2 separate regions of the Homo sapiens genome follow, and region 1 is linked to region 2. Evidence: chromatin loops called from intact Hi-C (ENCODE). Cell type or tissue: ascending aorta. All regions are shown on one strand. Links, peaks and the distances in the headings refer to the core of each region. The heading gives the core; the rest is flanking DNA.

Evidence for each region. Hi-C counts contacts between places; a loop is a spot of excess contacts. Peaks named below come from ENCODE experiments on the same cell type or tissue, not always from the same donor. Only the 100,000 strongest peaks of a DNase experiment are listed, where the experiment ranks them.
Region 1: a loop joins it to region 2, with 2.6 times the contacts of the local background. A loop is called at or near these places in 1 of 110 quality-filtered maps.

Annotation. Positions count from the first base shown.
Region 1 is chr13:31,882,386-31,899,049 of GRCh38, forward strand. It overlaps the pseudogene EEF1DP3. Among named protein-coding and RNA genes, the nearest start is that of FRY-AS1, 140 kb to the right of the region's middle. In ascending aorta, for the core only: no CTCF peak of the experiment used is centred there; DNase peaks (open chromatin) are centred at 8,484, 8,845 and 9,215; H3K27ac peaks cover 5,274 bases.
Region 2 is chr13:31,741,171-31,757,834 of GRCh38, forward strand. All of the region lies in intron 1 of RXFP2 (relaxin family peptide receptor 2), which reads left to right. Among named protein-coding and RNA genes, the nearest start is that of RXFP2, 10 kb to the left of the region's middle. In ascending aorta, for the core only: no CTCF peak of the experiment used is centred there; a DNase peak (open chromatin) is centred at 9,037.

The DNA of each region.
Region 1 (16,664 bases), core at 4,631-12,630, 140 kb after region 2:
AATGCAAACAAGATTCTATATTAGTTCTAAATTGTAGATGGCCCAGTTTATCCAGTCTCATGTTTTAAAAATGAACACAGCTCAATGGCTTGCAAGTTGCTACTTACAGATAGTTTCTTCCCATTGTTTGAGAGCCTTATGTCACATTATTAACTAAAATAAATTCAAGATAGATTAAAAGAGTTACATGCAGAAGAGAAAACCATAAAAATAAAAAAGAAAATATAGGTGAGAAGCAAATCTTAGCTTGAGGAAAGCATAAAGTCATAAAAGCAATGAAAAAAATTGCAAAAGGAAAATAGATACATTTAACTGCATTGATAAATGAAACTGCATACAAAATTTCTACATGTTAAAAATATGATAACATGTAAACACAAATTAGTCAAATATTCGCAACAAATGTGATAGACAAAGGCTAACATATGATACGGCTTGGCTGTGTCCCCACCCAAAATCTCATCTTGAATTATAATAATCCCCACGTGTCAAGGGTGGGACCCAGTGGAGATAATTAAATCATGGGGGTAGTTTCCCCCACACTGTTCTCATGATAGTGAGTGAGTCCCCATGAGATCTGATGGTTTTATAAGGGATTTCCCCCTTCACTCAGCTCATTCTCTCTTGTCTGCCACGATGTAAGACGAGACATTGCTCCTCATTCGCCTTCCACCATGACTGTGAGGCCTCCCCAACCATGTGGAACTGTGAGTCAATTAAACCTCTTTCCCGTCCGGGCGCAGTGCCTCACACCTATAATCCCAGCACTTTGTGAGGCCCAGGCGGGCAGATCACGAGGTCAGGAGTTCGAGACCAGCCTGACCAACATGAAACCCCATCTCTACTAAATGATACAAAAAATTAGCCAGGCGTGGTGGTGGGTGCCTGTAATCCCAGATACTTGGGAGGCTGAGGCAGGAGAATCGCTTGAACCCGGGAGGTAGAGGTTGCAGTGAGCCAAGATCACGCCACTGCACTCCAGTCTGGGCAACAGGGCAAGACTCCATCAAAAAAAACAAAAAAAAAAAAAACCTCTTTCCTGTATAAATTACCTAGTCTTGGGTATGTCTTTATTAGCAGCGTGAGAACACACTAATACAATATATAAATACATCTTTCAAATCAATTTAAAAACCTTACTATCTTAATAAAATAATGGCAAGAGACATGATTAGAGGTATGATTTTTCTTCACAAAGAAAAAATGTAAGTGGCTAACAAATGTGAAATGGGTCATTTTTAGTAATTAAAGAAATGCAAACTAATGTAAGATGAATAGGATCAAGACAGTTTCTACTATTAAACTGGGTTTTTTGGTTGTTTTTATAAGGTAACCCTCAATTCTGGCCAAATTACAGGGAGTATAAGGTGATACAGCCTTTCTGGAAAGTTATTTAGTAACAGGTGCTAATAACTTCAAATATGTAAAAGTAATGTGTAAAAGTATCAGTAATTGCATTTATAGGAACCTGTCCTTAGAAAATAATTAGAAATGCCAGTACAGATTTGTATACCACAGTGTTCACTGCAAAATTATTTGTAGTAGTGAAAAATTGAAGATCACCCAAATGAACAACTATAAGGAGTTATTTATATAAATTATGGTTCACCAATACTGACATTATTGCTGACATTAAAAATTAGGAGTTTGAAGAATATTAAAATGGAAATATTTATTAAAATGTGTTCAATGTAAATTTGGCACCTTGTATAATGTGTCATTGTATAAATTTGTAACAATGGTATAGCAGTGTTAAATATATGTGTATGCACTGAGAAAAGATTAAATGAAAATCAGCAATGTGTTAGAAACAGTTTTCTCTGGATGGCCAGATTACAAGTAATTTTAATTTTCTTTATACTTTTCTGCCTGTTCCAAATTTTCCAGAATAGAAGTATGTTATTTTTATAAATGGAAAGAAAGTTTTTAAAGAACTGCGTTGCTAACAAAACAGATTTATTATGAAGAACACTCTTCAACTTTCTCCATAAACTTTCTCCTGACACTGTCATTCACTTCATAGTTAATGACTCCATTTTTCCTCCATATCTATCAAATTACCAACTTCTACTGTCTCTCTCTTCAATGTCTCCTAGACCTGGCCCTTTCTTTCCCCTCCTGCAGTCAGCCCAGTAGTTTGGCTTAGCTCCTCATTACTCTTGGCCTGTTTGGAAGACTTCTCTGACTCTCCATTGCTCTCAGTTTTGAATCCTGAACCCAGCCTGGGATGCATGATTCTCAGTAACATGCTTCTCACCTAGCTTTTCACATTAGTCCTCAGACTCCCTTACACACATCAGCCAGACCCTCACACCCCTGTGCTTTCACTTCCCTGTGATGTTCCTGCTACTAGCAGTGCACTTCATTCATTCATTCATTCATTCATTCAACAGACATTTACTGAGCAAATTTCAGAGCACTAGGCACTCTGGGGTACAAAGATGAATTAAACAAAAGTCTCTGCCTCCAAGAGGCTCCAAGTCATGTTGAGGAGACAGACAAATAAACATTTGTGTGAAAAGTGTGAGTTATGTTATTAATGTGTTATCCACTGGTGAAACTGTGATTCGAACCCATGTCTGTCAGCCTCTAAAGCCATGTTGCTTCAGGGTAAGGAAAGAAAAGCAACTGCACTGGTCCGATATGGCTGGCACCTGGGTATCTGTTGAGGAGCAATGGGAGATGAGTCTGCAGAATGGTTGTGTGTGCCATGCTGAGGTATTAAAACTGAATCCTCTTGACAACTAGGATAGCAATAATTAATCGTTAATACTCCACACCATGCTCTGCTCTAAGGGCTTTTGCACATGCTGGCTCAGCTAATCCTCACAATGACTTTATGAGGTAAAACAACTTCATCTTTTCATAGATCAAGAAACCAAGGCACAGAAAGATTAAGTGATTGGCACAGTGTTGCATAGTAATATCTTGTTTTATGTGTTTAATTGTCTTGTCTCTGCAAATAGATTGTAAAACATGAAAGGTTAGAGGCCATCATGGGCACTTTTGTATCCCTAGCAGGACTCTATTCATGACCTAAATACACATAATGCACACCCAGTAAATATGAATTGAATTGAATTAAAAGCCTTCAAGGTCTTCATGAAATACTCTTAATTGCTCTGATTATTATCCAGACCTATATTTTGGGGAGGGGAGGGGGAAGGTAGAGAAATGAAGAGACATCTTAATTTGACATCACATGTCCTTCAGAAACAAATGACATATCTGTGTTAACTGAACTCACAAGGTAACTTCCAAACTCACAGAATCACAGTCTCTTCAGGTTGATAGCCATCATAGCAGTCGCCTTGTTGAAACTCCCACTCGTTTGAAACTGTAACTTGACTGGAAGGCTCTAAGAACATGATTCTGGAATGTGAGGGACTCTAGCTTTTTAAACTCACTTGTTCTAAGCCTGTAACTTTTTGGGGGGAAAGAGTGAGCCCTGCCGGTCAGATTCCAACATAATAGGGTCACAGTGTGTAGGTTTAAAGGGGATGCTATGCAAATGAGCATTTATTTCCTGTTTGAGCCCAGAGATAAAACAGGAAGCGTAAAGTGCATATTAAATTTTGCATTATGGGAATCGGCCGATTGAGCTGCACCGCCATAATAGGAATCTCACTAAAGACTTGCATGCCCGTGTGCACAAAGAGTGGAATATGTTAAGCCTTTTCTCTTCACCCCTCACCCCCTCTCCCTTGCTCACACATGCTCACACATGCGGGAGGAGCAAGCTGCCATGAGGTCATGTAAGGACACACAGCACTTCTCATTCCAACCAGATCATTGCATTTGCTTTAACAGGGCAAGAGGGTGGAGAGGACAGATGAGAGAACAGCGACATCACATACCCTCTCATCCCATGGCTTTGTAGTAGCTTTGTCTGTCACAGCCCTGCCCTCATCTCACAAACCAAAATCATCCATGGCCTCTGGGGCTAGGCTTGACAAATGCCTCCTCTGTAATAACAGTAATCGCAGCTAACGCTAATTGAGCATGCCTATCAGGTGCATGGGTCTGTGTCCTTTCAGGAGGTGGATACTTGTAACCCTTGAGTGATTCATTGTTCCAGGCTGCACTTACCAATTGCAGAAACTAAGGTTCAGAGAAGTTTAGTGAATTGCCTGAGGTCACAGAGCCAATAGATGGAGGAGCCCAGACTCAGGTCCAAGCTTCTTGCTCCAAAGCCCAGGCTTTTAGCTTTCGCACTACATTTTCTTGGTTACAAAACCTCTGCCCTCAAAATTCTCCCTGCCTCCATCTCCAGCCAGAAATCATTTGCTCTTGTTCCAAATTCTCACAGTGCTTTATCTATGTTTCTTTTATGGGGCTTACTGGTTTTAACATCTTATTGTTGTCATTTATATAAAGTATTCACTTTTCCTGTTCGAGTGTGGGGCGGGGGATAGAGATAGAGTCAATTTCTTATTCTTTGGTGTATTTTCCACAGCACCATATGTAATGGTCCTTCAGACAAGGAAAAGCCAGGATGTTTCTGATCAGATCTGCCCTGTCTGAGCACCTGTACCTCAATAGGAATTTGGGAATGCATAAAACTACCTGTAGAATTTAACTCAGATTTCCTAAAGAAAAGTAAAGACCTAGCTGAGACAGACCGAATCATGTTTCCCCTAATAATAGGCAAATCACATATCATGGTCCACCTTACACTGACTGTCTCTTCCTTCAAGTCCCCATCCCTTACTGTCCTAGTGTTCTTTAGTGTCCCAGTCTGCTCAGAACTCTTTTTGTTTATGGTTCACATTTGCTGATCCTTTTCTGCAGGTCTCATTCGTTTTGTGGCAGAGTTGAAGCTTCCTTGCATCCTTTATGGCAGGCTTCTGAGATGCTTCCCTCTCACATTGCTTCAGATTCAGACTTTAAAGAATCTAGTCGTCATTAGCTTGCTTTGAAGTTCTTGTATTGTATCAATTTATACACCACATGGATTTTAAAACATTCCGTGAGATGCCTGCTGCAGCTGTTTATTGCACCAAGAATACCCCCACCTCTCTCTCTCTCTCCTCCCTTTCTGTTTCTATTCTGTCTGTGACTCCCTCTTCCCTCTCTGTAAGGCTGCTTCTCTCTAATCTTGTTTCTTGGGCTCTGACAAATGAGAATGGATTTAAGTTCATATCCTGATCTAGTTTTTGGCAGAAGAGAGCTGTTTTGAGGATGAACTCAACTCTATAATTCCTCCCACATTCCACCCATAAACATTTTTCTGGATGTGTTGCTCAAGGTTTTTCTGTTTTTCTCTTTAATCATTTCATAATCACTCAGTCTAAGCTGTATGGTGACAGTATTTTGTTCATAATTAATCATATATATTTGCTAATAAATGAATCAGTGGGGAAAACAGGAAGGAAAGAAACTAGAGACTCCAGGTTCACTGGGACAAGCAGTGTACCCCTACTCTTCAAAGTACAACCCTAAACAGGCCATCCAGTCATAATACCACCACTTGGGACCCATTCCTGATGAATTCAGTAAATCACAAAGGTGCTCATCTTTGTCTTGAAGTCAGTCTTGATGTTTGTGCTATTAATGGAGCACAATCTGCAGCTGGCCCAGATGTTGCTGACACCAGCCCTGCCTGCCTCTGTCAGCATAGCAAAGATTCTAGCAAATCTGTAATGTTGTCCATGCACCTTGGTGCAGAGAGTCACATACTGCTCCCTAAAAGGAAAATGATATGGTTCCTTCTGTGTTGTATTTGCTGGAAAAGGCTGGAGACCAAGAAGTTCCGAAAGCCAGGCTGCCTTGGCCCCTTGAGTGATAACATTCTTGCTCCTGCGACCATGTCCTAAGGGAATTAAATGCCCTGACCGTCCCATGGAGATGAGGTTCTGGAAGAACCCCTCAACCCTGCTGGTCCTGGTGTTCCATTACTGCCAGGGCTGAAGACAGAGGTCCAGTCTTGCCACTTGTTGAAACTCAACAAGACTACAGAGAAGTGGCACAATACGGCCACTTCAACTGCCAATGCCGCTTCACTGGCACTAGCACTGGACCAGGTCCTGCTGGTTCCCCCAGGCTGCAGTGGTTCCTCAAGGGCAAGAGCTCTGTCACAAGGGCACCAGTTGCCTGGCTATCTCATTTCACCTACACTGTCTGAGAGCATCATCCTGCTGCCCACCAGCATCTGCCTTGGAGCAGATTCTAGAATAAAGCACTTCATGGACCTAGACTAATACACCCTTGAAAGTCTAGCCGTTGGTATAGAGGCAGTTCCCTTGGTCCCATCTCCTCCTGCCTTCAGGGGGATTCTTCCCTTAGGCACCTCCGTCCTTTCTTCCATCTAGCCTCTGCCAAGGTATGTTAATAACTTTGAGAGGGAAGGGACTGGGATTCAGATCACTTTATTTCAAAAAGATCTCTCTGCTTCCAAGTAATCTAGTGGGTGCGACTAGAGGCATGGGAGAAAGACTCCACTCAACTCTTCCTAGGCCTGTGGAGCTCCAAATGTTGGCACATATAAGGGAGGGAGTAAAGCCCCTCCGGTCATCTGCAGGGCTGAGCTCAGATCATGGGTCGACCCAGATGCATGGTCATGTAAGCCATCGTCTGTTTGCCTGTAAGTGAAGGGGGAAATCCTTGTCATTGAGTTCCACAAGTTTCTTCCAAGTACATTAACTTTTTATTTCTATTCATCTCTTTTAGGAAATTATTATTGATATAAATTGATTATAAGTAAATATTTGCAGGAAAAAAATATGCATATATTTTGAGGCAGAGTCTTGCTCTGTCACCTAGGCTGGAGTGAAATGGCATGATCTCAGCTCACTGCAACCTCCACTTCCCGGGTTCAAGCGATTCTCCTGTCTCAGCCTCCTGAGTAGCTGGGACCACAGGTGTACACCACCACACCCAGCTAATTTTTGTATTTTTCGTAGGGACAGGGTTTCATCATGTTGACCAGGCTGGTCTTGAACTCCTGACCTGGAGTGATCTGCTCACCTTAGCCTCCCAAAGTCCTGGAATTACAGGCATGAGCCACCGTGCCCAGCCAGAAAAATATTTTTAAAATTTCCACATACAGTTGGCCTTGTGTATCCTTGGGTTCTTCATCCGTGGATTCAACCAACTGTGGATTGAAAAAAAAATATATATATATATATATATACGTATATATATGTATATATACATATATATACGTATATATATATGTATATATACGTATATATACGTATATATATATGTATATATATATATATATTTTTTTTTTTTTTTTTTTGAGACGGAGTTTTGCTCTGTTCCCCAGGCTGGAGTGTAGTGGTGCGATCTTGGCTCACTGCAAGCTCTGCCTCCCGGGTTCATGCCATTCTCCTGCCTCAGCCTCCTGAGTAGCTGGGACTACAGGCGCCCACCACCACGCCCAGCTAATTTTTTGCATTTTTTAATAGAGACGGGGTTTCACCATGTTAGCCAGGATAGTCTCAATCTCCTGACCTCATGATCCACCCACCTCAGCCTCCCAAAGTGCTGGGATTACAGGCATGAGCCACCATGCCCAGCCGAATGTCTATTTTTTTAATGGATTTTTTAATGTGTTTGTAGTAAACATGTTGAGACTTTTCTTTCTTGTCATTATTCCCTAAACAATACAGTATCACAACTATTTACATAGCATTTACATTGTATTAAATATACATAATCTAGAGATGAATTAAAGTGTACAGGAGGAAGTGCGTAGGTTATATGCAGATACTACACTATTTTATATCAGAGACTGGAGCATCTGTGGATTTTGGTATCTGCAGGGGTCCTGGAACCAATCCCTTTTGAATCCCAAGGGATGACTATATATAAATTTTTGATGTATAAAATCTTCTTTTCCAAAGAATGAACAATGTCATAATCTAACACTTAGCCTCTAGAGTTAATATAATAAATAGAAACTTTAAGTGCTGCAAGCACTGATTTCCACATGGTAGACTGTGACCCACTGGTGGGGTATAATCATCATTTTTAATGACATAGAAAGAGAATGTAGTGGAACAAGACTGGACACAGTGGCTCACACCTGTAATCCCAGCACTTTGGGAGGCCGAGGCGGGCAGATCACTTGAGGTCAGTCAGGAGTTCGAGACCAGCTTGGCCAACATGGTGAAATCCCATCTCTTCTAAAAATATAAAAATCAGCTGGGCATGGTGGTGGGCACCTGTAATCCCAGCTAATTGGGAGGCTGAGGCACAAGAATTGCTTGAACCTGGGAGGCAGTGGTTGCAGTGAGCCGAGATCATGCCACTGCACTCCAGCCTGGGCCATAGAGTGAGACTCAGTCTCAAAATAGAAAGATGAGTGCTTTACACCTAGTATGGCTAAGTGTTATTTCATGAAACTTTTCAGTTGTCTGTTTATATAAGTCTGTATTTATGTAAATCCATCCATGCACATACACAGGTCACCCATTTGCATGTATCCCGTAGGTCCTGGGGCCCTGTGTAGAAAGCAGGTCTCATCGTGGATCACAGTCAAGCAAACGTTGAAAGCTGCAGCTCAGGAGGCTCCTCACGCCCCTGCTATGCCATCTTTGTCACTACTTCCTTCAGCCACTTTGGATTCTGCTTCCCTTTCTCTAACTTCCAGATGCATCTTTCTTCCCTTAAAGCCAGTCATGCATTCCAGACTGGTAGTGCCATCTTTGAGCCCTTTGTTTTTTTCATTCTTGCAAGATGACTGAGGGGAAGAACAGAAATAGCGATACACGGACATTAGATAAATGGCATTTTATCATTCCCACTTGAATATCATATTAAAAATAATTCCTGTTGCTATTTCAAGATGTTGCTCAATTTAACGTGGTATTTCTGCTGTTCAAAGTGCATGCCTGTAGCAGTGCATAATGCATGCTAGTGCTTTGGTACATCGCCCTGCCTGAGTGAGTTTTGCAGATAGTCAGTCGTCTGCCTACATATTCCTTGAGAACAGTCAACCTGGAGAGGCCTAAAAATGCTTAGGAATGTTGAAGAATGGCCTTTTTTTTTTTTTTTTTTTTTTTTACTACTGAACTCCTTGTTCGGAGGTGCCAGTGAACAGACCATAAAATGTTTGTAAAATGAGGAAACAGTTAAATTTTCTACTAAGCACCAGGCACTCAAGCATGTGACTCCACTTATGGCTGCTGATAGCATGCACAAATGAAAGGCTATGAGGCCTTCTCCTAGATGCCAAGCCTCCTGTCAGTGCCTAGCGCATTTGGAGAACATTGCTATCAGATACAGTAATTCATTTCCTTAAGACGGAACCCAGAGTTGAAAGGAGGTTAAATGAAAAGGAATGCAGCAGTGCCAGGTTTCCAGCCCTTTCCTATGTGCTTAAATATTAATAGACACTTGGCATATAAGCTTGTGTAGCTTTGTAATCCCTCAGGATAGTGGCAGGGCTTTGGGTTGGATATGCATTCTTAATTCCCCATTGGCTTGTCTTTGGTTACTCAGCATGTTTCTATGTCCTGAGACAATACTGTGACAAATGAGTGTAGTCTAACAGGCAGAAGCAGGTGAAGATGAATTTCTTATGAACTACATTTCTTATTAAGTCTTCTGATCTACATAAAATATAAAAGGAAGATAATACCTTTCTAAGACACCTTCCATACCTTTGCTCGTGGAATTGAACAGAACTCTATTTAGCTGGGAAGTGAAGGAGATAGAGGCTTTGTGTTTTGAATGCATCAAAAGTATTGTTTGTCTGAAAGTAAAGATTGATACAAAAACATCCCCAAAGCAAATTAATGAAAGGGGATTATTTCCCAGGGGAAGGTGAGGCAGAAGGCTTGGATTCTGTGCTCTGTATCAGCCAGGTGACCTTAGCCTGGCCGCTAGCTCTATGAGGCACAATTTCCGCATCTATAAAGTGTCGTACAAAGCAGCTATGAGTATACCGTGAGATGCACACATGGAAAGGCTCTGGACCCTGAGCACCATGTCACTGTCTTATTGTCTCATTAACAAAGTTATATAACCCATATAATTTAACATGGAAGGCCATTCTGCTCTTTCACTCTCTAACACATGGGTCTCTATGATTAATAGCACAGAAGAGGCCGGGCACAGTGGCTCACATCTGTAATCCCAGCACTTTGGGAGGCCAAGGCAGGTGGATCACGAGGTCAGGAGATCGAGACCATCCTGGCTAACAGGGTGAAACCCCGTCTGTACTAAAAATACAAAAAATTAGCCGGGCGTGGTGGCGGGCGCCTGTAGTCCCAGCTACTCGGGAGGCTGAGGCTGGAGAATGGCATGAGCCCGGGAGGTGGAGCTGGCAGTGAGCCAAGATTGCACCACTGCCCTCCAGCCTGGGCGACAGAGCAAAATTCTGTCTCGAAAAAAAAAACAAAAAACAAAAACTAGCACAGAAGACTGTAAAATTGCATGTTGTGCTGTCAGGCCTCTCACTTGCTCATTTGAGACTTCATAGTGCCTACTGCACAGGAACAGCCTGTAAATTAGCTTTTCTAATCTTAGGCACATATCAATTATTCACCAGCCCAGCTCCTCTTGTACTTTATCTTATAGAATTCACTGGCAATGTTGCACCATGTTTCTAAATCTTAATCTGAAACTGATACATTAATACTAGGTTTCAGTGGCCTTAGATAATTCTGCATGTCAGCCGATTCTGAAAATAATTTTTTTCTTTTTCCCTTACTTATGTGAAACTCTATATGAAGGTTAAGAAACAAACTGGTGGCTGTTATTTTCTACTTTTCAGTATCATTATGAGATCATACATCTGACATATCAGCCATTTAGCTTTTGAGAGAGAACATAGAAGCAAGAATTTCTGCTTAAATTTATTTTAAACACCATGTTGTTTGCAGTGTTTAATAAAATAGTATAAAAGTGTTCACTGTTCTTTTCAAATACGTGTAATTCAAAATTACACATATTATAATTATTTTCATTGCATAAGGAGAAAATTATATACAATATCAATATCTGTTGTTTCCATATGTAAAGCATAATTAATTATGTTGTCTATGCCTGTCAGAAAACATAATATGAACATAAGAAATTCATCCTATTTACGTGTATTTTTTAATTAAAAATTTTTTTAAATCATGGATACAAGCAAAAGAACCACTTAATGTCATTAATGGGCCCTCCTGGCAGGATAGATAATTGTCCTCACAACACCTGAGATAAACGATTTGCTGGTTCCTGGAGAGATCTAGATAGCTCAGAAAAGGAACAGAGACTGCAATTACAATATTAGTAGTATTAATGAGCATGTGTGTGTTATCCTTGGAGTGGTTGAGTGCCCCATGGTTCATGCTCAGCCTTCAGTATCTGCTGAATGACTTCTACTCTGTAGTCATGAAAATTAGATAGTGGATGATTTCTCATGAGAAAGATAACATTCTTACAGAGATCTCAGAACAGTGCCATTTGACATGCTCTGTGTTTATCAGTGTGTCCAAAGATGGGCTCATGAGTGCTGCCCATCAGTGATATTGCTTCTGATTAGCCTAGGTGGGGGAGAGAGTAAGTGAACTATAGTAAGGGGCTTTCATAGCCTGTGTAACCAGGTGTTAGAGTTAGTAACATTTAAAAAAAAACTAATTAAGGTTTAAGTATATCAAGGATCCAATGGAGAGGCCAGGCACAGTGGTTCACGCCTGTAATCTCAGCACTTTGGGAGGCTGAGGTGGGCAGATCACAAGGTCAGGAGTTCGAGACCAGTCTGGCCAACATGGTGAAACCCCGTCTCTACTAAAAATACACAAATTACCAGATGTGGTGGCACATGCCTGTAGTCCTAGCTACTCAGGAGGCTAAGGCAGGAGAATCGCTTGAACCCAGGAGGTGGAGGTTGCAGTGAGCTGAGATTGCACCACTTCACTCCAGCCTGGGCAATAGAGCGAGACTCCATCAAAAAAAAAAAAAAGATCCAGTGAAGGAAGTCAGCAGTATCATAAACAGTGTCATACTTGAACAACATGCAACATGGAACTTTTTGCCCACTTCTGGACATCTTCAGAATGGCAAATATATTCTAAAGGTGCATCTTCAGTTTCTTGTTAGGACATCACTGAGCATTTTTCACTCTGCCTTTGGTGAGATTATGTTGTATTAAATAAAATATTCTGAAACATTCTAATTTTCATGAATAACTGGATGTTATTTTTGACAATATTTATCCAAATCTTTCTGCTTCTTCTGAAGAAGATTTTCATGGTAAGAAATATTAGTTTGTTCAGTAAATTTTATACAGCATCTTTTTAAGCTAAGCACTGTGTTAGGGCTGGGGATACTGGTCACAGGGTCTAGAAAAGTGCTTGTTACATAGAAGATTATTGATATTTAGTGAATAATTGCATAAAAGATGGATCCTTGAGAAACTTGACAAATTCATAATCTAATAGCTGACTCAGGAGATAGGAGAAAAAGACATTTGAATTAAAAAAATCACAATGAAGCAGAAGTAAGGGCTAATAGATATCAAAAAGTACAGTAAGAGAGAGTAGCAAATGAAAATACCTCCAAAAGATATTAAAGTCAAGTGATAGATTTTATTGGCATTTACATTTACAAAAGTTTGCTTCAAGGGGTACTCAAAGTTATAGCAAATTATATTTGCAGGGAAAAAAAATAAAATGAGGTACATTCAGTATGATTTTTTTCCCAGAAACAACACTAGAATAGGAATTTGCATTTCTATGCAAAGTCTTAATTCCCAGTAGTTTTTCAAATAATGAACAAAAGCACCATGTTAAATCAGCCATTTAGCCACCATAAATTATAAACCTTTTTGTTGTGCAGATTAAGCTTCCTGCCATATCAAATTACATTTAATATGACGTGGTATTACCCTCAGTTCTCACCTTTATCATCCTTGCTATATTTTACAACAACTACTCAAAAGGTCAAATAATTCATGGAGTGGTAGAATTGAGATTAAGTTGTGATAGGCATCTTTGAGAGAGTTTTTGTAAATACTTGGGTTCCTTGATGGCTTATTTGAGGAACTCACATAGAATATATTTTATTCTTTGCTTTCTTTCTCATTTTGAATTGTTCTGAAGCAGGTATACAGATTAGAAACCTAGTATTGATCTTTCAATATTGGAAGACAAATCCTTCTATGGGCAACATCTCATCTATAATTTCACTTTGAATTCTAATAAAATTCAGTATAATTATATAAATCAGACCAGTATAAAGGACTGGTATAATTGCATATTTAAATTTTACTATTTGTGCCTTATTTGCCACAGCATTGCTCCCTACTGTTAAGTTCTTTGGTTCCAAGTGCCTAGTATGATTAATTTAAACAGGCCTGGGTTTGAGATGGGATCCATGTGTACCAGCTGTGTGAATTTGCACAATTTACCTAACCTCTTTTCAGAAGGAACCCCAATATTCCTACCTGTAAAATGAAAATAACAAGGTTTGTATGGGGACTGAAGGAACCAAGTGATCCTCATGATATTCATAGTACAGTGTCTTGCACATGTCGTGCGCTTAGTAAGTGTCAGTGATAATAGAGCAAGCTGCTGAAGTTGCAGTGTGCAGCCTGCACAGCTCACTGTGGCTGCCGTGATTAGCTACTGCATTTTTCTTTGGGAAAAAGTGATCTGAGATCCAAGCACTTGGTTTATCTAAGGCTTTTAGATTGTGACTTTAAGTTGGAGTTATAAATTATTGGAAACTTGGGAAAACAAATTAGAGATGTGCAGGGGTGGGAGAGATCTCTCTGAACTGGATCAATCAGAGAAACATCCTTAAAGATTTGATATTTGAAGAATGGGCAGGAGAAAGGGTATCCAAGTTAGGGAAAATGTTTTGTACTTACTCGAGTCAAGGTTTAAATGGAATTCAGTGCTGAGCTTGAAGAAAAGGTGTCTTTGTGTAATTTTGACTGGAAGAAAATCAGAAGGTAACTTATGATTTACATTTACATTCCAACTTCTTAAAATTACATTTTAAGAATGGATTACAATCTTGTTAGGAAGGTTCTTCCCTATCCCCAGCCCCTATGACCCTGAGTTCTAAAAGACTCACTATTCAGCAGGCACACATCTGAAATGACACTGTCCACCAAGTGAGGCCCATAAACCCTAGTCCTTGTCTGTGTTCCCGTGGAGGGGCTGAGGAGGCTCCACTCTGTGACTCTGACAGTTCTGGTGAAAAGAATGTCCCTGGCAGAGGAGGCAGCAAGGCTGTCTGATGGCTCACTGAATAGCCCTGGGAGTAAGAGCTGTTTCCCACCATGAAAACAGGGACTCCACCCTCAAAAGAAAGCAGCCTTCACAGCTGCTTAACTAAGTAGCCTCATGGGACTCCTGGGAGCTAAAAACCACAGCCGAGCTTTCTCCCCACAGGGCATGGCTCTAAGACAAGAAAAAGAGATAATTTTAGACCACAAACTTTGACCTTGTGAATAAAAGGAGAATAATGTAAATAAAGAAAAATAAGGTGGAAGTAACTCATAACAAGCAGAAAAATGGTAAGATATAAACCACTGGATCCTGAGATCAGGCATAGTTTTTAAAAAAATTGATAGTTTTTTTATTGATACATAATAGAGGTACATATTTTGGGAGTACATGTGACAGTTTGATACAGTCGTATAATATATAAAGATAAGGGTAATTGGGGTATCCATCACCTTAAATACTTGTCTTTTCTTTATGTCAGGGACAGTGGAATTATTCTCTGCTAGCTATCTTGAAATGTACAGTAGATTAATGTTAACTATAGTCACCCTATAGTGAGCTATTGAACACTGGGTTTTATCTCTTCTATCTAACTGTATGTTTGTACCCATTCAGACATAATTTTTTAAAAGTTCCCTAAATACTAATATTGACTATTGGAGACTTTAAACCTTAACCTAGATGTCATTACTTTTTTTTGGCTGGAGTGCAGTGGCGCAGTCTCAGCTCACTGCAACCTCCGCCTCCCAGGTTTAAGCAGTTCTCATGCCTCAGCCTCCTGAGTAGCTGGGATTACAGGTGTGTGCCACCACGCCCTGCTAGTTTTTGTATTTCTAGTAGAGATGGAGATGGGGTTTCACCATGATGGCCAGGCTGGTCTCGAACTCCCAGGCTGGCCTCAAGTGATCTGCCCGCCTCGGCCTCCTAAAGTACTGGGATTACAGGTGTGAGTCACTGCACCCAGCCTCATTACTTTTATTTTATTTGTAATGCTACATGGATTAGTAGCTGCTTAACATTATCTGTTATTTTGACATCTATTATTTCTTTACATTTTACTTTCAACAGACAGTACGTAATGCCCTGCATACTTCTACCACGAGCATATTTATTCCTTATGGCTGCTGTAATAAATTGCCACAAATTTAGTTGCTTAAAGCAATGTAAATTTCTACTACAGTTCTGGAGGTTGGAAGTCAACTGGGTCAGCATGGCTGTGTTCCTTCTAAACTGTAGGGGAATCCTTGTCTTGCCTTTTCCAGCTCCTAGAGGCCAACTGCATTGCCTGGCTCCTGGCCGCATAGACTCTGTCCTCTGTTTCCACGATCACATCTCCTCTGACTCTGACCCTCCTGCCTCCCTCTTACAAGGCCCCTTGGGCTTGCATTTAGGGCTCACATAGATAATCCAGAATAAAATTCCTATCTCAGGGTCCTTAACATCATCTGCAAAGTCCTTTTTGCTGTTAAGGTAACATAGACACAGATTCCAGAGATTAGGATTTGGACCTCTTAGGGGGGCTACTATTTAGCCTGCTACACTGAGGAGTGTGTGAGACCAACAACCTAGACGGAAATTGGACGGTGGAGAAAACGGTGAAGTGTTTTCTCCGTCGGAGAAAGTGGATGGAAGGTTATGCATGGTCAGTTTGTCCTTGTACAGAATTCTGTAGTCTAATCCATTTTATATGTAACAAATGAAAATGTTTTCAAGTATGATGATCAAAAGGAGTGAGTGTCTCCCTTAACATCCTATAAATATTTTAATACGTGGTCCAGTCCATCTTCCTCACTCACTCTGCAGTGTTTGATCCATTACCCAAGGTAACTGAGGGCCCACCACCTACTGGGTGCTCCATGAACCCCAGGCAAACCACAGGCAAGTCAGCTCATTTCCTCTGGGTATACAGGGTGTCTTTGTCTTATATTTAGCTTATAAATTGGTTGTCAGCTCCATTGCAGAGCAGTAACATGAACTTGTGGTTTAGCACATCACATCCTTTAAAGGACAATAACGTTTTTCTGGCTTCCCCACGTGGCTCTTGATAACAAGATGGTGTGGAGAGCAGCAGGAAGAATGTCCAGGGTAGAGAGCTGCCCTGGAGTTGGGGCCGAGATAGCAGATGGCACCCTTTCTGTGACAAGGCTATTCTAGAGTTGCTGGGTGACCGACACATCCTGACAGTGCCCAAAGGGGCTGCTTGTGGAGAGGAGGTTGAAATTCAAAATCCAAAGCAGAGTCTCTGCACTGAGGCAGATGGAAGAACTCACTGTAGAAGCTTCACGCTGGAGTGTGCAGCCAAGGGCTTAGAGGTCGAGGCACCTGCGAAACGTGGAAGCCGGAAGGTTGGGAATGGCTTCATTATGCTCAGACAGATCCCATCCACAGCTCCTTGATGCTGCTGGGAACTCACATTCTCCTCACACTGGAAGTGCTTGTGCCAGGGCAGGGACCCTAAGACCTACCTCTCTCCATCCCATCCTACTTCTG
Region 2 (16,664 bases), core at 4,459-12,458:
CCCTTTAAACTAAAAAAAAGTTCAATTAATAATTTTTGTTTGATTTTATTTCTAAGTAAAAGCCATATTTCAAACTCCTAGTACCAACCTAACAAATATTTATTGATTATAATCCTGGAAATTTTTATTTTCTAATTTTATATTACTTTTGACTACTAATTTAAACCTTTATGTTTAAAATGATTTCTTTTCAAAGCAAGACACATTAATCAATGCTTTGACATTTTATTCCTACTTATAAAAATAATAGAATTTGCTCTATAATTAGTAAAACTCTTTTCTTTTTCACAACAAAATTGTGGACAATTAAAACGGTAAGGCTTTTCATAGTAACCAAAGAAAGCTCATTTAGAGTTGCCTAAGAGTAAAGGTTGTCTTTTTAATTTAAATAATATTTGTGATAGACTCTTAGGCCAGATCTAAACAAAACATAAAATTAGAAATTATGTGATCGTCTTTTCTTCTCTGACCATCATCACTCTGGAGTGCCTAAGGAATGAGTGATTGCCTTAAGCTACAGGCACTAACAGACAACTATGCATAATGTATCTTATTATTATTACGTGTGTTTTATCATTAATTTATTCACTGTGTATCTCTGTTAACCAGCTTCAAACTACTTTTTAAAAAACATTTCTTAATGGACAAATTAGGAACCATATTACATATCAAAAACATGGGCTTATGTAGGAAATTAAAAGCATGAAGTATTGAGACTGCTACTTGGTAACTACCAATTGTGTTTTGTGGAATTTCAACCTGTTGAAATATGTCCATAAAATTCATGTAATTGTTAGTAACTATCTTGCGTTAACGTAATTAGACTGGGAACTCCAAAGCCACAGGCAGATCTAAAAACAGTATCTGTCTCTAAGAGTAAACATCTCTAAAATAAAGTTATTAAACATAACTTTAAACTTTTAAAAAACATTTCTTAATGGACAAATTAGGAACCATATTACAAATCAAAAACATGGGCTTATGTAAGAAAGTAAAAGCATGAAGCATTGAGGCTGCTACTTGGCAACTACCAATTGCTACTTAAATAATTTGCTTAACCTCCAAAATAGGTTAACCAAAACCGGGCCCGAACAGTATTTTGAGGGGAGCAGTGTTTGACTGCCCCCTAGTGGCCAGACTCAAGGCATGCCTGGCATGGTCCTTTCTTACGGATGTCAGTTTCACTTGGCCACTCTGACTTGAGAAAAGGTTTTCCATCTGAATTTTAATTTCACAACTTTATATTCATGCTGTGGATAGTTGTGAAAATCAATTATGTTTCAGGCCAGTCATCCCGAAGACTGACCTGCTTGCGGGCTGAATGAAGCCCACTGTGAGGGAGGAGGAAAAAGATTGGGAACATGGGAGTTAAAACCTTTAGAGATGTGTTATCTCTGAAGACGCCAGCTAAATACATCTCACAACAGATGCTTACTCGTGTGTTCATCTTACTGTGAATAAATATGACCAGATGTAATCAAAGAGTTTTAAGGCCTCTCACTTGAAGTGACAAAATTGCCTGCCATGTGAATTTTAGAGGCAAAATTGGGATGCTGCTTTCTAATAGGTTGGTATCGAAAAATGGCACATTTTTATTCTGGAATATAGTAAACCAAATAAAATTCAATTAGCAAAGAATGATTTTGTATAAATAGTTATGCAACAAAAAATGCAACTAATTTTTAGCAGTACATATCTATTTAAGAGCCCAGAATGGCTTGGTTTATTTATTTGGTAAACATATAACAACATTCTTTGGGTAAAATGAGTGTGCTTGTTTCACATGTGAAGTAGTAGTGGCATTAGAGGCCTAATTATCTAAAAACAAAAAATAAACCTCTCATATGCTTTACTCACCCGTACTTCCAGGTTTTTGCATGTATTTTAAAAAATTAAGTTTGCAGTGAAGGTCAATGTTGTTATCAGAAAAGTGCTCCGAAGCGAAAATAAAACAGCTGATTCAACAGTCATGTGATAAACAGACTTTTGAGTGTTTTAAGATGTAAAAAGAATTGAGATTGAGGCCATACGCAGTGGCTCACACCTGTAATCCTAGCACTTTGGGAGGCAAGCAGATCACTGAAGTCAGGAATTCAAGACCAGCCTGGAAAACATGGTGAAATCCCATCTCTATTAAAAATACAAAAATCAGGCAGGCATGGTGGTGCACACCTGTGGTCCCAGCTACTCGGGAGGCTGAGGCAAGAAGATTGCTTGAACCTGAGAGGCGGAGGTTGCAGTGAGCCGAGACTGCGCCACTGTACTCCAGCCTGGGCGACAGAGCGAGACTCTGTCTCAAAATTAAAAAAAAAAAAATTAAAGAATTGCGATTGAAAATTTAACTTTATTACAAAGTAAAAAGCCTTTACAACATGTTCAATGTGATTGATAAAGTTCTAGTCCTCCTTTCCCATCCTCCCCCTTCCCACTGTTCTGACTCGGGCCCCCTTGCTCCTGTTCAAGCCTCTCGCCTCTCCTTCCCATCTTTATTTATTCTCCCCTCCTCCCTGCCTCTGCAGGCATCTGTCTCAGATGCTCTCCCGGCCTGTCTTTTCTCCATTTTCATGTCTCGCCCTCCTACCCCCATCCCTATCTTCTTGCTGTCCTCACCTCTGAAATCTCCCTTCTGCTCACCTTGGGCCTGCTCTTCAGCTCTCTTGCTCTCTGAGTTCCCATATCCTCCAACTCTGCCTTTGTCCTGGCTACATCCCATTCTCGGTAACTCTCACACCTGCTCCATCCTGATTGGTCACATCTGGCTTTTCATTTCCACCTTGGAATACATCTATCCCTAGATTCGCCCCCTTAAGTATTCCTGTCTCTAATCACCTCCTGTCTTTGCCGAGCTCCCTCCCCAGGGGCTTCCTGGATCTTCTTTGTCTCCCTTTTTTGGCCTTTGCCTTCTTTCTATTATTTGTCTCTATCCCACAGTCTCCTGGCCCGACCAGTGGTCACCATGTCTGTTGCTTGCTAGAATACATGCCCAAATACCACCAAATGAATATTGTATCTCTGTATTACTTCAATACTGGTGTGCTCTCTTTTTCTAGGTCCAATGATTTGTCTACAATTCTAAAATCCAGAAAGCTCAGAAAACTGAGTTGATCACCTTTGCCTACAAAATCTGGTCAGAATTGGCCAGGAGCTATTTAGATTCTTTATGCACTTATTGTAAAATTTCATACACTGTGCTATAGAAAAATGTTCATGTGTTTGCTTAGGGAACTTTGCCCCAGGTCAGTAGGAAACTATATAGTTCATAGCATGTGCATTAACTTTCTAAAATTCTAAAAAATGTTATAAATTCTGCAACATATCTCTCCAAAGGGTTTCTGCTATGATGGTACAGATCTCCATTAGCCATGCCCCTCTACAGATCACCAACTGTTCTGTGCCATATTATTCTCGAGTGGCATAATGGCTATTTTATTTGCCCAAGGAAATTCAGTGTTAATAGAATGTGTCTGATGAAGGAAAGATAATTTTAACTAATTCTCCTTTTCTCTGATTCCAGTTTATTTTCTATTCAATTGCTAGGTTTGTTTTTGTTTTTTTTTTCAGTGACTATATTTTTTATTTGGATCATTCCAACTGCGTTTAAAGCTGTCTGTTTGGGGTTTTATAAACTTTCATTCTTATTTCATGATATATTCCTTCCATTAGTTCTTTGAGAATTTTAATCACGCAGAGTTTAAAATAGTCTTTAAAGCTCTATCAGCTGGGCGTGGTGACTCACACCTGTAATACCAGCACTTTGGGAGGCTGAGGTGGGCAGATCGCCTGAGGTCAGAAGTTTGAGACAAGCCTGGCCAACATGGTGAAACCCTGTCTCTACTAAAAATACAAAAAATTAGCCAGACGTGGTGGTGCGTGCCTGTAGTCCCAGCTACTTGGGAGGCTAAGGCAGAAGAATCGCTTGAACCCAGGAGGTGGAAGTTGCAGTGAGCCAAGATTGTGCCACCATACTCCAGCCTGGGTGACAGAGTCAGACTCCATCTAAAAAAAAAAAAAGCTCTATCATCTCTTTCCCAGGTATGAATTCCCCCTTTTTGCGGAGCCCTGGACATTTTCATAAAGTTGGAAGAATGTTTCTCCTGCACACAGCTCCTCAAAGTAGTCTCAGAAGTACTTCCACATAGCCCAGGGAGTGTTCAGGTCTGAACTGTCGCATCTCAGAGGTTTTGCCTGTGGGTGAACCAGTTCCAAATCTCATGCCCATTTGCAGTGGTATCACCACTTCTTTCCTTGCTGGCCATGAGCAAGCATTATTTAAATCACAATCTTGGGCGATCAGAGTTATTCCATACCCCATGCTTTGTCAGGGGCTGAGTCCCAATGCTTGGCTTCATGCAGATCCCAGCCTCTGCCAGTTGGGCTGCACTAAGCCCCTTTCTCAAACTGGCATTGAACCCAGTTGCGATTGTTTCTGCAGTCCCGGCTCCCTGCAGAACAAGTGGTTTTACGTCCTCTCGCAACAGTGGCCTTTTCTGAATTCATGTTCTATGGAGAGCTTTCTCTCCTACAACCCAAATGTTTTCATGAAAAAGCATAGTATCAGTTTTTTCTGTGTCTGTGGAAGAGTATGATGTGAGAGCATATTCAGGGTTTTCTCACAATGGATGACCTTGATCCAGAAGTTCAGCAAAGAAGGTAGACTTTGTCCTTCAGACTGTCCGTTTTCAAAGATTGGATATGGGTGAACATACAGACACCAGAGATCTGGAGTCGTGAAGTAAAGTGCTACACAAACGTTAAGAGATTAGGAGACGGGAGGCAGCAGAGCAACAAGGATGCTGGATTTGGGGTCAGCAAACCCATGTTCAAGTCATAGCCTTGACCTTGACTGGCGTTTGGCCTTCGGCATACCAAATAACTTCTCCGCTTCATCCACAATACTTACATAATTATCGAGTTTCCAAGAACCACTTGTCATGATGTCAGAGACATAGATTCCAGAACTCCAGCCCCTGATGATTCAATAGGTCTATGGTGGGTCATGGGCTCTGCACATTTAGGAAGCAGCCCAGGTGATTCTGATAAACCTGTTCAATGGATCATACACCTGGAAAAACTGGCCAAAATATACATGGGCTTTTTTTTCTTTGAGATGCTAATTTTTGTTATATTCTTTGTATGTATCAGGATTGCTAATTGGATTCACCTGGATTGTTTGACACATTAATTCTACTTGAAACGGTGTTTTAAATTTGGGGGCAATGAGGACAAATTAAGTATTTGGTAAGGGAATAGCTGAATCTACATTGTCTACTTATCAATATAAAGTTTCTTAACAAATAGTATAGTTCAAAAACTGTAATTAATATGCTAGTTTACCTATAGAGCAGACTTGATGTTAATTACCACTCCCACCTTTAAGAGAAATTAATAAACTCATAAGACAAATGGCTAAGGAAGAATCTCTTCTGATTTGGGGCCAGATTCTACTTCTTATTCATCACCTGGCTTTCTTTATCCAATTTTTTATTCGATTATAGCTCAGCCAGTAGACATTGAATAGGTCATTGCCTCTTTCTCTCTTTTTCTGTTATTCACACCTTGCCTGGGACATTCTGTTTCAACCCCACAGGCTAAAAAATAATATATCTATTGCTGTAGATATTTCTACTCATAATTTCCTTTCATGTAAACCCATGGTATATAAGAAATGTAGAAGACACTGATTCTCTTTCATTCTGCCTTAAGAGCCACTGTAAAAGTATTCCCTTAAAAGCCTCAAAATTCAATCTGAGGGTGAGATGATAGTTATGTAAACTTTCTTATACATAGGAAAAGGATAATAATCTACACTGAGTGTTACAGGAAAACTCTGTTCCCTTATTTGAAGCCATTTCCTTTTTGGCTGTTTCCTGTTTCCCACTTTAAAATGCCACTCTTACTGTAATAACTAAAGTTAAAATTAACCACTTGGAAAAATAAATTGCCCTCCCTAAAAGCACAGGGTTGTGTACATGCTGTTATTTTTGTTCATTTTACCTGTGAATTGTAAGTTTTGAAAAGAATAAAGCATGAGAAAATTACCTGTGCTGTGACCCGATTCTCAAAATTATATGGGCCACCTTACCCCATCCTACATAGATTCCAGCTGAAAAATTAAGAGAGGCCCTTTGCCACCGCTCCTCTTCCCTAGAAAATGGCTTAAAAAAAACAGAAGATGTTGCCAAGCAAGTTTTTCACTTAAAAAAACTGAACCATTGGTGTAAGATAAATGAAAAAAAGAAAATGAGCATAATGCTTCTATTACATGCACTCAACCCACACTGACATCATCATCAGCAGATGTATGCCCAAGTTTGGCCTAAGCTTCTGACATGGATTATCACTGAAGCACTGATGTGCTCTCCACTCCTACATATGGAGCTTTAGGTCTTTGTGGCTCACTTACAGAAACGGCATTGCTATTCCGGAAAATGTTAATTAAGTTCAGACAACAATTTTTGAGGCATCTGCTATATACTAAGAACTGAAAACTTTTCTAGCCATTGAGAGAATCAAAATTAATAAATTCCATTACTTTTAATGGCAAAAACCACAATTTATTTTGCACCAGCTTAATAGTATAATAATAATGACATGCTATAAATATTACATAGAGGTATGTGCAAGATGGTTTGGGTAGAAAAAAGGGAAAGTTTGTACTGAGGAGTGGTTTTGAAAAGTCTCAGTAAAGTTTTTGCAAAAATGACTTCTGAGATGATCATCAAAGAAATAGGAAATACAGAGAACAGAACATGCTACAATCTTAGTATCTTAATTATCTTAAAAGTCAGAGCTGCAAAGAATGTTTTCCTAACTGAATACAAGATAATTGTAAAAAGTGAAGGAGAACTGTCCACTGGCCCTGCTTGATCTGAAATCACTTTGGATGTTGTAGTTTGCTCATTTTCAAGACTATATGGTATGTCATTGAGAAATATTCCACAAATGTTTATCCGTTTTATTTTTCAAAGACACTTGGATTATTTCTGGCTTGGGGCTATTGTGAATAATTCTGCTGTGAACATTCTTGTATGAATCTCTTGGTGCACATGTGCATGAATTTCTATGGGCATTTACCTAGAAGTAAATCTACTGACTCGTAGGGTTTGCACAATTTCAAACTTAGTAGATAATGATAAACTGTTTTCCAAAGCAGCTGTTCCAATTAACACTCCACCAGTGTATGAGGATTTGCATGATTTTACATCCTCACCAAATAGTGTATCATTGGGTTTTTTATTTTTAAATTACACCCATACTAGTAATCTTAGTGATATTTTATCATGGTTTTAATTTGCATTTCTCTGATTATGAATTAGATTTAATACCTTTTCAGATGTTTTTCGTCATTCAGATATCCTCTTTCGTTCGGTACCTATTCAAGTCTCTTGCCCATTTTTCTATTTACCGTTCATTTTTCTTTATTGATTAGTAGGACACCTATACGTTTGTTAATTACAGACCCTTTGCAAATATCCTCTACTCTGCAGCTTGTCTTTGCACTCTCTTAATGATGACTTTTTTTAAAAGACAGGCCAGGCACTGTGTAAAAATCTCGCCTGTAATCCCAGCACTTTGGGAGGCCGAGGCGGGCAGATCACGAGGTCAGGAGATCGAGACCTACCTGGCCAACATGGTGAAACCCCATCTCTATTAAAATACAAAAAAGAAAAAGAAAAATTAGCTGGGCGTGGTGTTGTGCACCTGTAGTCCCAGCTACTCAGGAGGCTAAGGCAGGAGAATCTCTTGAACCCAGGAAGCAGCAGTTGCAGTGGGCCAAGATCGTGCCACTGCACTCCAGTCTGGTGACACAGCAAGATTCCATCTCAAAAAAAATAAATACAAGGACGTTCTTAATTTGTATATTGTCTAATTTAGGTATCTTTTCCTTTATGATTAGTACTTTTATTTGGCTTTTCTTCTTTGTATTCTCCTTAATACATCTATCTCACAGTCATAAAGATTTTTTCTTATGTTATCTTCTAGAAACTGTATTGTTTCTCCTTTCATATTTCAACCTATTATCTATCTAGAATTGAGCATCACCTCGCCTCACTCCTCTGTGGTACAAATGATTACATATGTGTCTGTCTTCTTCCAAACTTTCTATTCTGTTCCATTGGTCTATTTTTCAATCTTTCCACCAACATCACACTGCCTGAACTATTGTACCATTATAATATGTCTTGCCATACAGATAATGAGTCCTCTCTCCTTGTTCTCCTTCTTCAGTGGTAGCCTGGCTCTTCGTGTTCTTTTGCATTTCCACATGCCTTTGAGAATCAACTTATCCATTCCTACACACATACTCCTGGGATTTTTATTGAGATTTCTTTGAATCTATAGATTGATTTAGGGAAAGAATGAACATCTTTAAAATATTGTCCTCCACTTATTTATGTTTGTAATGTCTTTCACTAATAGTATATACTTTACATAAATGTCTTGCCCATTTTTTGTTAGACTTATTCCTAAATACATGACCCTGTTCATGCTGTAGTAAAAGGTGTGATTTTTAAAATGTTTCATTGTCTAATTGTGGCTGAAATATAAAAATACAATTGACTTTATAGAAACTTTGCAAAATTCACCAATGCTAATAATTTATTATTTTAATATTCACAGTCATATTATTTATGAATAATCACAGTTTTATGTCTTCTCTTCCAATATGTATGCCATTAATTTACTCTCCTTGTTTAACTCCATTAGCTAAGCCCTCCAGTACAACAATGAATAGATATAGTAATAGTGGACATCATCAGTCTCAAAGGGAAACCCTTCAAAACCTCACTCATATGCTGTGGGGTTTTATAGATAACTACACTTAATTAAATCAAGTAAGTTACCTTCTATTTTTAGTTTGCATAGTTATTTTAAAGTCAGGATCTGGCAGTTCCATCTCTGGAGCCTCTCATAAACGGAGTTAAAAACAAGTGACAAACTGCAAGAAAATATTTGTGAGTCACAGAACAGAGGACTAACCTCCCTAAAGAATTCTGGTTGCATTGCCCATTTCCGTTTTCTCACACATGGTTCAAAACACTGGTCCTGACTATTGCGTCAGGAATGAAAGTTTCACCGTCTCATCAGCATGAATTAGATGAAAGACAATCTTTTCAAAGGAATACATTTTTCATAAAGCCAAATGTATTCCTTTGAAAAGATTGTCTTTTCTTCTGTAGGTATAGTCTCTCTAATTTTTAACACTAAAATACTACTTTTCTAATAAATCAATGTTAAAATATATGGTAACTCAGAGTTTTAAAATCATCCTTATTTAACAAACTAAAACATTAGTGACTTTTGACAGGTTTCTCTAAATTCTTTAATTGAATTTATTTGGTCTAAGAAATGCAAAAATCTAGAAACCTCTGATCTAACGCATGTCAGAGATAGTCAGTGTATTGACAAAGAAAATGGAGCTGATGAATTAAGGAGATAAAGAGGAAGAAAAGGAATTTTTAGAAAATATGGAGGGAAAAAAGTTTTTAACCTGGGGACAAAGGTTGGATGTGTCAAATGCAGAAAACCAAGCAAGATGAGGACTATGAAAGAGCCATTGGATTTAGTGTCAAAATGGATGACAGTGATTCTGGTGAGAAGAATGTCAGCGGAGCAGCAAGGTCAAGATGGAAGCTATGGATTTAAGAATGAAAGTGTGGTAAAGAAGTGGAGACATTGACTTACTTGTATGGTTCTTCTGAGAAATTTAATTGTGAAGGGGAGGAGAGTATATCTCAGTTTTACAGGCAGGCAGATATAACAGGATTTAGGTTGGTTGACTCGTTTGTTTTGAAGATGGGAGCTGTGCAATAGAGAGACAAAGATATTGAAAATAGCTGGGTGCAGTGGCTCATGCCTGTAATCCCAGCACTTTGGGAGGCTGAGGTGGGTGGATCATCTGAGGTCAGGAGTTCAAGACCAGCCTGATTGACATGGTGAAACCCCATCTGTACTAAAAATACAAAAAAATTAGCTGAGTGTGTTGGCGCATGCCTGTAATTCCGGCTACTTGGGAGGCTGAGGCAGGAGAATCACTTGAACCCTGGAGGCGGAGGTTGCAGTGAGCCGAGATCATGCCATTGCACTCCAGCCTCGGCAACAAGAGTGAAAATCCATTTCAAGAAATACATATATATTATATATATATACACAATATAGGAAAGAAAGGAAACAATGAATGCAGAGTCTGAGAAAGCAAGGTCGAGGTGAGCACAGAACATAGATGGAAGGCTTTACTATAGGAAAGACAAGAGATCTTCATTCTTTGTGCATCACAAAAGAAGAATCCAGGGACCTGGTCTAGTCCTGTGCAGTTTCCACACACTCAGCACGAGCAGTCTATGTGGATGGTACCCACGCTTATGTGAGGTGGGTCCTGCCCAAACATACACTGCAGCCTGGGATGCAGGTACATTCGTAAGTTGATGGGAATAGAATCTGGGATAATTCCCACTCAGAGGAAGAACAGCCAGTGAAAGTTCCATGGGACATAGCAGTCAATGAATCAGAGAAGAATTAAAAGAGAGGTGAAGGGACCAAGGTACCACCTTCTCTCCACATTTCTCAAACCAAGTTCCCATCGGGCTTCCCCTTGCCTGTCTCCTTCACAATCCCCCTTTCCATGGTCTTCTCCCCTTCACCCACCACACTGCCCATTCTCTCCATTCACTCGCCTCAGGCAGGCTTTAGGAAGAAGGTAGTCTCTCAACTCATGCAGAACGAGATGAATTTTACATACTGAAAGGTAAGATTTTAACCTAAAAGAATGCATCTCTAAAGGTGGAGTTTTGGCAGTTTACCAGTCAGCAGAAATAATACTTTTGGAAGAGAAGTCTTCCTTCTTCCCTTAAATCCCTTATAACCCACCAACAGCCACAGCATTCTGTTTGTGACCCACATAAAGACACCCAGGCAAGGAGGATGTGGGGCTGACATCCATCCCTGGTAAGGATGAGGTTGGCAGTTTGAAATTCTCTTTTTTTCCAATGTAAATGAAAATGTATTGAGCCTACACTCTGTTCCACAAAGTTAGGCAGCATTTCCCCAAATCTGTCTTTCAAACATTAGGCAGTCATCTGAAGAAGGAGGGGGGTAATATTTTCTGCCCCCTCCCCCCCAAAAAATCTGTGGATAGGGTCCTGAGGGACTTTTACCAGCATGAAGTGTTTGCTTTGTCCCAGAAGAACACGACAGAAAATAGAGGTTGGGAGAAATTCCATTAGGGCAGGAATCTCTGAAGTGGAAAGGAGGTGGGGTAAATATGTGTGAATGAAACTGGATCAAACTTCTGAATATAACGATTGATGTGGCCAAGAAACACCATCCAGGCGGGGAGTACCAAACAGTTGCCTGAAAGGGTAAGATTGCCAAGTTTGGAAAACAACAACAACAACAACCACCAAGAGGCCAATTTCTCTTCGCCTACCTTAGCATTAAAGCCTTTTAAGAAAGACTTTCCTAGTTTTCTCCAAACAAACAACAAATCATCTATCCAACAAAGGTGGACTTTTAGTAAAATTGACTCTTCGCAGAAGTAGGGGCAGGCTCTGGCCAGGTGCACTCCGCTGATGGAGCTACTTCTCCTTGGCTTCTCAGTGGAGCCGCCCGGGACAGTGCTGCTGCCCCCCTCAGAGATGCCAGCCCCTGAGTTCTTGGTAGTGATGGACGCTGTCTGCTTTGCTGACTGACAACAAACTGCGGCACATAGTAGGCACTTAGTTAACATTTCTGGATGCTAAATGAATGTTCCCTCTGGTGCTGCAGTTAGTTGGCTCTTTGGAACAGATGGCAAGGCTTGCCGGCAATTTCTATAGCCCCTCTGAGGCACCATTGCCATCCTTGGTGACCAGGTCGTCTGACTTTTGTTAAACACCACTAAGCGTGATGCACTCCTCCTTGGCCTATACCCCCCTGGAGCCATCGCCCCTGGTGTTAGAGCCAGAACATCTGGCTGAGAGGATACAGGCTTTCTTCAGCTTTATGTAGGACTAGCATTGGCAGAGAAATAGAGAAAGCAAAAAGGGACTTGTATATCTCCATCAATTCTTAAACTGAGGACCTGAAAGATGATTCTCACCTGTTGTTTCCCAATAATCCAGGGAAAGTGTTGATGGGGAGCAAAAAATAGCCTTGAGCAGCAATCCAGTTGGCTTTAAAAGGCCATCTAAACGTCATTTTAAAATCTCTTGGCACAGACACGTCCAGAATATTGACCAGAAGACAGAAGAAGGGTGACTACTGAGCAATTCTCTGTCGTATGTTCGAGCCTCCTCTCAGCTGTGTGTTTGGCAGAGGTCCCATGGAAACCACTGCAGAAGCCATCAGCACTGCTACCATGCGGGCATCCTCCATTTTTATAATCCCCAAGCTTCAGTAAAAACTGTCTCTTTCCACTTCCACAGAGAGCAGGAAGAATAGACCACAGAATACACTTTCTACAGAGAGCTAGTGATTCTTTTTTCACTATGTACCAAGTACAGCAGGGGTTCTTAATTTTTATTTAATTTGTATAATGACAGAGTGGAATGATAAATGAAGTGCATGGAAGACTAAAAAATAATTTCTCATCAGAATAACAGCCTAAATCTGCTGCTTTGGGAAGCTTAAATTTTGAAAAGTGCTCTTCCTTCAATTCCTTTTTTTTTTATTTCTAAATGGCTCATTAATTCACATGTTCACTTAAAAAGTTACTGAGCACCAAGTAAGACATTAAGTTAGACAATAGAGATGGAAGCCACAGAGAGAAAAGGGTGGGGAATACATTGTATTCATTTATTCTCCTTATACATAAAATTTGTGCTTTGAAATGTCTTCAGGAAGATGCCACTCTGGGGTGGAAAATGGGGAATGACAAGAAATGCAGTCGGCAGGTTCTATTCGTACATGTTCAGTCTCTTCCTCCCCTTCTTTGTCCACACTTGTTAGATGCAACTCAATCTTTTTTCTAGGGAAAAGGAAACCATCTTGATGCCTTTTATTTGTGACAATTGATTGCTTGTTTGCCTCTGCCGCCTAGACGTTCTGCATATGTGAGATGGGCATTTAGTTAGGTCCAGCCCTCAAAGAACTCACAGTCAGCTGGGCGCAGTGGCTCACACCTGCAATCTCAGCACTTTGGGAGGCCGAAGCGGGTGGATCATTTGAGGTCAGGAGTTTGAGACCAGCCTGACCATTATGGTGAAACCCCATCTCTACTAAATATACAAAAAATAGCCGGGCGTGGTGGCGTGTGTCTGTAGTCCCAGCTACTGGGGAGGATGAGACAGGAGAATTGCTTAAACCCGGGAGGGGGAGGTTTCAGTGAGCCGAGATTGTGCCACTGCACTCCAGCCTGGGTGACAGGGCAAGATTCCATCTCAAGAAGAAAAAAAAAAGCAACTCATAGTTATTTTCATAATAAACCCTGGAAGGAAACATCACATGCCACCTTCAAAAGATCCTATTCACATTGCCTCACCTCTCTATTTCAAAATTCTCTTTAATCGAATGCTTAATCGCTTCTTCTAAACATTAAGAAAATATTGTTAGGAGATTGTAAGGACATTTTCCTTGGTTATTTATCATTTACAGTCCTCCTTCAGCTTTCAAAAGAGATTTGAAATAAAATAAAAATCATACATGTGATATGGCTTTTAAGATGGAATAACATAAAGAAGTAGGGGAAGCTTTTATTTTAGTCCCTATTATTTCTTTCAGAGAAGTCACATAAAAAATCATGAAATGCTGAGGCACAGCAAGCTTCCATTTTACATAGAGCTTCCTTCTTAACATTCTATTTTCTTACATTGTATGGAAATTGCCTGTGTGCCGACATCAACCCAGGGTTACCATGGGCCAGGCACTCTCACCACTTCATAAGCATCAGCTTGTCTAGTCCCCAAAACATACCCACAAGGGAGATGCTCTCATTAATTCTACTATAAATGTGAGGAAACTAAGATTTAAAGAGGTTAAGTAGCTTACCTGAGGTCACACAGCTAGTGAGTGGCAGAGAGAATTCTAATCCAGGTCTGAGTGTCTCTGAGGTGCATTATCACTAACGAATGTGTTTAAATAGTGGGTCACATCCCATTAGGGGATCATGAAATCAACTTAGAGGCATGTGATCCCTTCTCAACTGAATAAGATAGAATAGCAATGATCAAAGCTCATCCCACATAACTTTAAAAGAGTGATATTTCGGGAAATTTTGTTTTCATTATGTGGATGTGGGTGTGGGTGTGGGCATGAGTGTGCGTGGGTGTGTGCTAGTGTGTGTGGGTGTGAGAGTGAGTGTGGGGGTGTAGGTGTGTGTTGGGAGCGTGGGTACGGCTGGGTGCATGCTGGATTGTGATATAAAATATATTTCTAACTGCAAATTACTGCCTTAAAAAATTTCTAAGCCACCACACAAAGATATATTGACTCTCTCGTTCATGTTCCAAACACAGGAGGACTACTCATTTTTATAAATCTGACTCCTATAGAAATCTTTACAAGCAAGAAATTAAGGGATTTTAAAATCTATGACACAGTATGCCTCTCCCTGCGTGAACAGGTTTAACAAGCCAACCCCAGTGCCATGCAGTGGAGAAGTCTTCCTAAAATAGTCACAGACTTGACTGGTCTTATGCCTAGCTGCCGGTAGTAAATCTTTCATCCACTACTGCAGCAATAGCAGAGAAAATGATTTTTGCTTTTGTAAGATCAAAATTCCAATGAGCAGAAAAGCATCCAAAAGCCACGCTCTGAGTCTTCCTCCTCAGTCAGAAAAGACCCAGAGGTTGTGGCCACACCAGCCTCCGAAGTGTGCACCAGCACACCCGGCTGACCCCAGAGAGGGCCAGAGGCTCTGCTTTTCCGTGCTTGCGGGATCTCCAGGGTCATCAGGACTAAATGACTCAAGCTGAAATGATCTACTCATCCTAAAAGCTTAATGTGCATTTGTAATTCAGACATAGCTTTGTTGCCTAAACTCCAACCCCTGCCCTTTAACAAATGACATCATTTGTTAATGAGAGCAGCAGGTTCTACCTCCTTTAGGAGAGTCTCCTGAGGGGCTTCTCTACAAGGCAGCATTTGCTTGAAGGGCTCAGGCCTCACAAGAGCATTTTCCCAAGAACCAAAGTAGACGTGCCTTCGTGTTCTCAGTCGTTTCCTCATCTTTATTTGGGGATATTAACGCCAAACATACACAGTTGCCATTAACATCAAATCAAGTAACTAGGAAATGCCCAGCACAAAGTAGATGATGTTCCTACTGAAGTTTGTTCCTTATCCTTCTGCTATGTTAAAAATATCATCTCCCACACCCGCCCAAGGGAATTCTGGGTCATGATGCTAGCCTTCAGCCAAAGTGCGTGGTTAGGAGCACTTTGCCCACATCCCTCATTCCCTTCAATGAGTCATGATGACCTATAGACATTCCTGTGTCTACACTCTCCTTAAATCAATTTCTGTGAAGTTCCAATTTTTTTTTTTTTTTTTTGAGACTGAGTCAAGCTCTGTCGTCCAGGCTGGAGTGCAGTGGTGCCATCTTGGCTCGCTGCAACCTCTGCCCCCCAAGTTCAAGCAACTCTTCTGCCTCAGCCTCCTGAGTAGCTAGGACTGCAGCACGTGCCACCATGCCTGACTAATTTTTGTATTTTTAGTAGAGATAGGGTTTCACCATGTTGGCCAGGCTGGTCTCAAACTGCTGGCCTCAAGTAATTTCCCCACCTCGGCCTCAAAGTGCTGGGATTACAGGCGTGAGCTACTGCACCTGGACAGGACTCTTTTTAAAAAAAACATGACTTCTGTAATTTTATTAGCCAACTTAAAACATGTCTCTTTATTTTCTGAAAAGTATCCTCTCAAAATTGAAAGAATATCTCTTACATTTAAATTGCTAGAATTGTTTTGGTCATCCTATCCATAGATATAATACTTTTGTAAATGTCGATTATATTTATTTTCTTTAATTTCTTATTCAACTCAGCTGTTATTCAACTATCATTGGTCTTCTCTTATGTACCCTGCACCAGAAGATTGTTTCTAACTAGTCCTGATTTATGCTCCTTGAAATGCAGATTCCTGAATTGATTGATAGTCTCATAGTGCAATGGCTAAGGGTGGGCCTATGGGGTCAGAGGGAGGATTCAAAGCCACCCTGTGTCACTTCCCAGACAAACCACTGCACACAAGATATTTAACTTCCCTAATCCCAAAACATGAAGGATAATATCGCCCATACATAGGCTGGCTGAAAGATTAACAATGATAACCACTGTGTGAAGTGTCTGGCAAACAGTAGACCCAGTAGACACGATAGATGAGTGTTCAATGTTCAATTCTAGTTCCCCTCTTTCTAATGTGTTCCAGGATTTCTCTCTAACTCATACTTAAACTCTCCTTTTGCAGGTATATTTTTATCATGTCACCTCAAGTCCTTCTTGTAAAAGATTAATAAGTAAATACATCTACCCATTTGACCTTATTAGCTCATGGTTTTACCTTTCTGTTTCCAAGGGTGGATGACTCCTTGATTTCATACAAATCTAGGACAATACATCTGGTTTTGTTTATGATTACCTTGTGGAAGTGAATTCAAAATGAACCTGGATTCTGTTCTTGATATAGCTGATGTTGGGTGTGATTATGGCTGTTTAAAATGTTATCATTGGCCAGGCGAGGTGGCTCACACC